Linked DNA regions of Homo sapiens: region 2 is linked to region 1. Evidence: chromatin contacts called from ENCODE Hi-C or POLR2A ChIA-PET data. All regions are on one chromosome and are shown on one strand. Each heading gives the region's core, a stretch centred on a gene start or an enhancer-like site at or near the end of the contact. The rest is flanking DNA. Distances are from core to core; before and after follow the strand shown. Region 1 holds the start of ID1 (inhibitor of DNA binding 1). Region 2 holds the start of FOXS1 (forkhead box S1).

Region 1 (2,514 bases), core at 6-2,505:
TCCCCTCAACCCAAGAAGTCACTACAACTTTACCACCATCTAAATTATTTGTTTAATAACAAAAAAACAGCCCCACAGAACTATTGTAAAACAATATTTTCAGTCGGTGATCATTGTAATATACAATACAAAGCAATTTCCTCAGAAATCTGAGAAGCACCAAACGTGACCATTTTTTAAAATGTCTGCTTTTCAAAAAATAGAAACACACGAGTGGAATCCCACCCCCTAAAGTCTCTGGTGACTAGTAGGTGTGCAGAGAGGAGCGCCCTCTCCTCGCCAGTGCCTCAGCCTCAGCCCCAGGCTGGATGCAGTTAAGGGCGCAGTGGCCGCCGATCGGTCTTGTTCTCCCTCAGATCCGGCGAGGCGCGTTGGGGGAGACCCACAGAGCACGTAATTCCTCTTGCCCCCTGGATGGCTGGGGTCCGCCGGTCCCTGGGGGAGGCGCTTCAGCGACACAAGATGCGATCGTCCGCAGGAACGCATGCCGCCTGTGAAAACGAGAAGAAATGAGACCGGCGGGTTGGAAGGGACGCCGCTCCGAGCGCAGCGAACGCCCCCTTCCCCAGGAAGCACGACGGGGGAGCGCTTTTTCCAGGCTCCTTAGGCACCCCCGCATAGCCAGGTACCCGCAAGGATGGGACGGAAGTGGTGCAAGCGCCCACGCCCTCTCTGGCCTCCGTTTCCCCGTCGGTATAAGGATGATCTAGTGGTCGGATCTGGATCTCACCTCGGCCGTCAGGGCGCTGATCTCGCCGTTGAGGGTGCTGAGCGGAGCCCGGACCGGCAGCCCTCGGCCCCCGGGGGTTCCAACTTCGGATTCCGAGTTCAGCTCCAACTGAAGGTCCCTGATGTAGTCGATGACGTGCTGGAGAATCTCCACCTTGCTCACCTTGCGGTTCTGGGGCAGGGTGGGCACCAGCTCCTTGAGGCGTGAGTAACAGCCGTTCATGTCGTAGAGCAGCACGTTTACCTGCTGCTCGTCCAGCAGGGCAGGCAGGCGCGCCCCGGCGCCCCCGGCGCAGCGCGAGATGGCCACGCTCTGCTCAGACAGACAGCGCACCACCTCGCCCGCACCGCTCGCTGTCTTGCCGGCCTTCAGCGCGCAGCTGGGGCCCGCGGCGGCGGTGGCGGTGCTGCCACTGGCGACTTTCATGATTCTTGGCGACTGGCTGAAACAGAATGGGCAAAGCGAAAAAAATGAGGTGGAAGCCCGAAGCAGATACGGAAAATGGAACAGTTAAGAACGTGGAATGAGAGTGCGGAGCCACAGCTTGTCTTTTATAAACACGCCACGGCCCCCGGAGGGGCGGGCTCAGAACGTTCAAAAGCAGCCAATGGGCGGCATGGGGGCGTGACCCGCGCTCCTAGGTCCAGCCTCCTGCTCGTCTAGTGCCTGCTCGCAGTGTGGAAAGACGACCCGGGTTTCAGAACAGCAAGGGTGGGTCGGTGGCAGGGCACCGGGCAGGGCAGCGGGTAGAGGCGAGGGCCGCACTGGGCTCCTCTGGAAGGAGGCAAGGAAGCTAAGCAGGCATTGCCTTATAATGAAAAGACCTCAGGAATCAGTTTTTCCCATATTCACTTTCTCACTTCTCCAGCTCCATTTCACAGATGAGAGAAATTGAGGCCCGAACGGAGAAGCGGCTGGCTCTGGATAGCCCAGAGAGCCTGGGTTTCCGGACCCTCTTGGAAGATGCTTCTCGGACCCTGATCTACAAATATCAGGACCGAAATTTAAAGCGGGCGCTCCTTTACATCTGCTCCCCTGGGCTTTCTCAATTCCTAAATAATGTTGCTGTTCGTGTTCCTGAGACCCGGAGGGCCTACCCAGATCCCTCCCGGGTGGGAGCAATTAATTCGGGAAAGTCTAGTAAGTTTGGGGCTGGGTGGCTGGGAAGTGAACTAGATAGAGCGCAGTGGAGTGAGGCTGCATTCGATTCCACCTTGAATTTGCAGCTCCTTGCAAAAATTTCCTGAACCTGCAACAGTTCGTGATTTTTTAATGTTTTTTCCCATTTTTGGCTGCTTTTTAAATTTTCTTCTCAAAGACCTCAGAGCAGGGTCTCCCTCCCACGGCGCGGCAGCTGCGGAGCTACAGTCTCCCCCCTCCCTTCCCGGGCCGGTCTGTGTCAGCGTCTGAACCAGCGGCTCAGACCGTTAGACGCCAGGCCTGTGACGTCACCCATTCATAAAACCCGGACGGACTGTCAGGCTGGCGCCGCGCGGGCGGTCGCCATGGAGACGACAAACTGGTCTAGCTAGTTCCCGTGCTCCCCCCAGCCCGTCACCTGCAGACCCCGGGCGGGAGGCCTGGGAATGCGTTTCTTGCGGGCGCGGTCGCTGAGCAAGGGTCACCTTACCTCCCCGCCCCACACCTGCGAGTCTCCCAACCCAGACCCACAGCTTGGGCCGCTTGGGGTTTCTTCACCGCTCCCCCCACCTCTCCGCCCCAGCTACCCCTTCCAGCGTGGGGAAAAAGGCCTGAGTTCTCTTTCCAGCTCTGCAGCTGAGTGA
Region 2 (2,514 bases), core at 4-2,503, 240 kb before region 1:
AGCTGAGGAGTCACCAGCTCCATGTTAGAGATGGGGAAACTGAGGCTCAGCCAAGGTCTTGAGGTGCCTCTTGGGAGGGAGAATGTCTCTCCCCAGATAGCTGTCCTTCCCACACCAGTCACTAGGGGGCGACAGGGATGCAGCAGAACTGAATTTCATGGGCTCTCCTTACCATCCTAGGTGCCCCTCCCTGCAGACACCCCAGAGCTAGGAGGATGGGGTAGGAGTGGTGTGGCCCCAAGGCCTCTGCACCGCAGGAGAAGGCAGTAGACCACAGGCCTGGGAGAAGAGGGAAAAGCAGGAGTAGAGGTAGGGATTAGAGAAGCCCCTGGGGCTTCTCTCACTCTAGGGGGACTGGGCTCAGGCCCTGCCTCTCTCTCCTCTCTCTCTCTCTCTCTCTCTCTCTCTCTCTCTATTCATTCCTTTCACTCCTTGTGTTTGCACCTGTGTCTCTCAGTATCTCCTTTCTCTCTGGCTTTGTGGATTTCCTTGTTTCTGCCTGCTCAGTGATTCTCACTTTCTCCGTATACTACGTGTGTGTGTGTGTGTGTGTGTGTGTGTGTCTGTGTCTGTGTCTCTGTGTTTCTGTGTGTGTATGTCTCTGTGTGTCTGTGTATGTGCTTGTGTGTGTGTCTGTGTGTATGCCTATGTGTCTGTGTGTGTCTGTCTCTGTGTATATGTGTGTGTGTGCTTATGTCTGTGTGTGTGTGTCTGTGTGTGTGTCTGTGTCTGTGTGTCTCTGTGTGTCTGTACGTGTATGTCTGTGTGTCTCTGTGTGTCTGTACGTGTATGTCTGTGTGTCTCTCTGTGAGTGTCTGAGAGGCTCTGGGTGTCTCTGTCCGTTGTGTCTGCCTCTGTCTTATCTTTGTCTCTCCCTCTTTCTCCCTCTTGTGATGTCTCTACCTCTCTCTGTCTCTATCTCTTTTTTCCCTGTCTCTGTTTCATATGTTTCTGCCTCTGTCTCATTTTGTTTTTGTCTCTGTCCCGCTCAGTTTCACATCCTGTCCCTCCCCAGCCACCACCACCCAGCACACGTGGGCTGAGGGTCTCAGTCCCTTCCTTCCCAACTCCTCATCCCTGGCAGCTGCTCGGCTTCCCACTACTGGCCTCTCCTGCCCGCCTCTTTTGGGCCTTGTGGGAGTGGGGCGAGGGAGGAGGGGAGGATGGCTCAGCAGACCCACCCCTTTTTGCCTTTCCAGGCTGGGAGGCTGGGCCAGTGGACCTTTTAACCAGCCTGGGCAGGCTATTCCGGACGCCAGCCCTGGAAGCTGAGCCTGACCCAGCAGGTCCCAGCAGCCTGGCAGCCCGGCCAGCATGCAGCAGCAGCCTCTGCCCGGGCCTGGCGCCCCCACAACTGAGCCAACCAAGCCTCCCTACAGCTACATCGCCCTTATTGCTATGGCCATCCAGAGCTCACCGGGGCAGCGGGCCACCCTCAGTGGCATCTACCGCTACATCATGGGCCGATTCGCCTTCTACCGCCACAACCGGCCCGGCTGGCAGAACAGCATCCGCCACAACCTGTCACTCAACGAGTGCTTTGTCAAGGTGCCCCGCGATGACCGCAAGCCAGGCAAGGGCAGCTACTGGACGCTGGACCCTGACTGCCACGACATGTTTGAGCACGGCAGCTTCCTACGCCGCCGCCGCCGCTTCACCCGGCAGACAGGTGCTGAGGGCACCCGGGGCCCCGCCAAGGCACGCCGTGGACCCCTCAGGGCGACCAGCCAGGACCCAGGAGTCCCCAACGCCACGACCGGCAGGCAGTGCTCATTCCCACCAGAGCTGCCAGATCCCAAGGGCCTAAGCTTTGGGGGTCTGGTGGGGGCCATGCCAGCCAGTATGTGCCCAGCAACCACTGATGGCAGGCCTCGGCCACCCATGGAGCCCAAAGAGATTTCCACGCCCAAGCCTGCATGCCCAGGGGAGCTCCCCGTGGCCACCTCATCTTCCTCATGCCCAGCGTTTGGCTTTCCTGCCGGCTTCTCAGAGGCTGAGAGTTTTAATAAGGCCCCTACGCCCGTCTTGTCCCCGGAATCAGGCATCGGGAGCAGCTACCAGTGTCGGCTGCAGGCACTGAATTTTTGCATGGGGGCTGACCCAGGCCTTGAGCACCTCTTGGCCTCAGCAGCCCCCTCCCCTGCACCACCCACCCCTCCAGGCTCACTCCGGGCCCCACTGCCCCTGCCAACTGACCACAAGGAACCCTGGGTTGCAGGTGGCTTCCCTGTCCAGGGAGGCTCCGGCTACCCATTGGGGCTGACCCCCTGCCTATACCGGACGCCAGGAATGTTCTTCTTTGAGTAAAGGCAGCCTCACCTCGGGCAGTCCCTGCAGGTCCCTCACCCTCCGGGCTGAGCCTGGCTCTAGGACCTGAAGAACTCTCGAAGGACCCAGCCCTGGTGAGCCAAGGACAACCACACAGAAAGCCAGGATTGAAGCGGTGCTCAGCCAGGCCCCTGGGGCCTCCGGACAAACTTGGGGGTGAGGGGAAGCAGGGCCTCTTGGGATTTA

What was found. Hi-C counts contacts between places; a loop is a spot of excess contacts on that map. ChIA-PET counts read pairs that join two places held with the same protein, here RNA polymerase II (POLR2A). Pooled maps may share reads with other maps.
Region 2: a pooled map shows a loop between it and region 1 (2.9-fold over the local background). The contact joins the promoter of FOXS1 here to the promoter of ID1 in region 1. A Hi-C loop is called at or near these places in 1 of 50 pooled maps. POLR2A ChIA-PET finds 5 or more read pairs at or near these places in 3 of 52 experiments (HCT116, HEK293 and K562).

The regions. Positions count from the first base shown.
Region 1 is chr20:31,604,030-31,606,543 of GRCh38, reverse strand. It overlaps ID1 (inhibitor of DNA binding 1), which reads right to left and starts at 1,255. Exons shown (of 2, transcript NM_002165.4): 1 at 731-1,255; 2 at 34-491. The coding sequence starts at 1,156. The coding sequence ends at 450. It overlaps LOC105372588 (a long non-coding RNA gene), which reads left to right and starts at 1,349. Exons shown (of 2, transcript XR_936669.2): 1 at 1,349-1,441; 2 at 1,599-1,853. RefSeq lists enhancers at 1-101, 148-817, 818-1,488, 1,878-2,057, 1,793-2,514.
Region 2 is chr20:31,844,343-31,846,856 of GRCh38, reverse strand. It overlaps FOXS1 (forkhead box S1), which reads left to right and starts at 1,253. Exons shown (of 1, transcript NM_004118.4): 1 at 1,253-2,514. The coding sequence starts at 1,315. The coding sequence ends at 2,307. It also overlaps a transcript of DUSP15 not described here. RefSeq lists an enhancer at 1,312-1,869.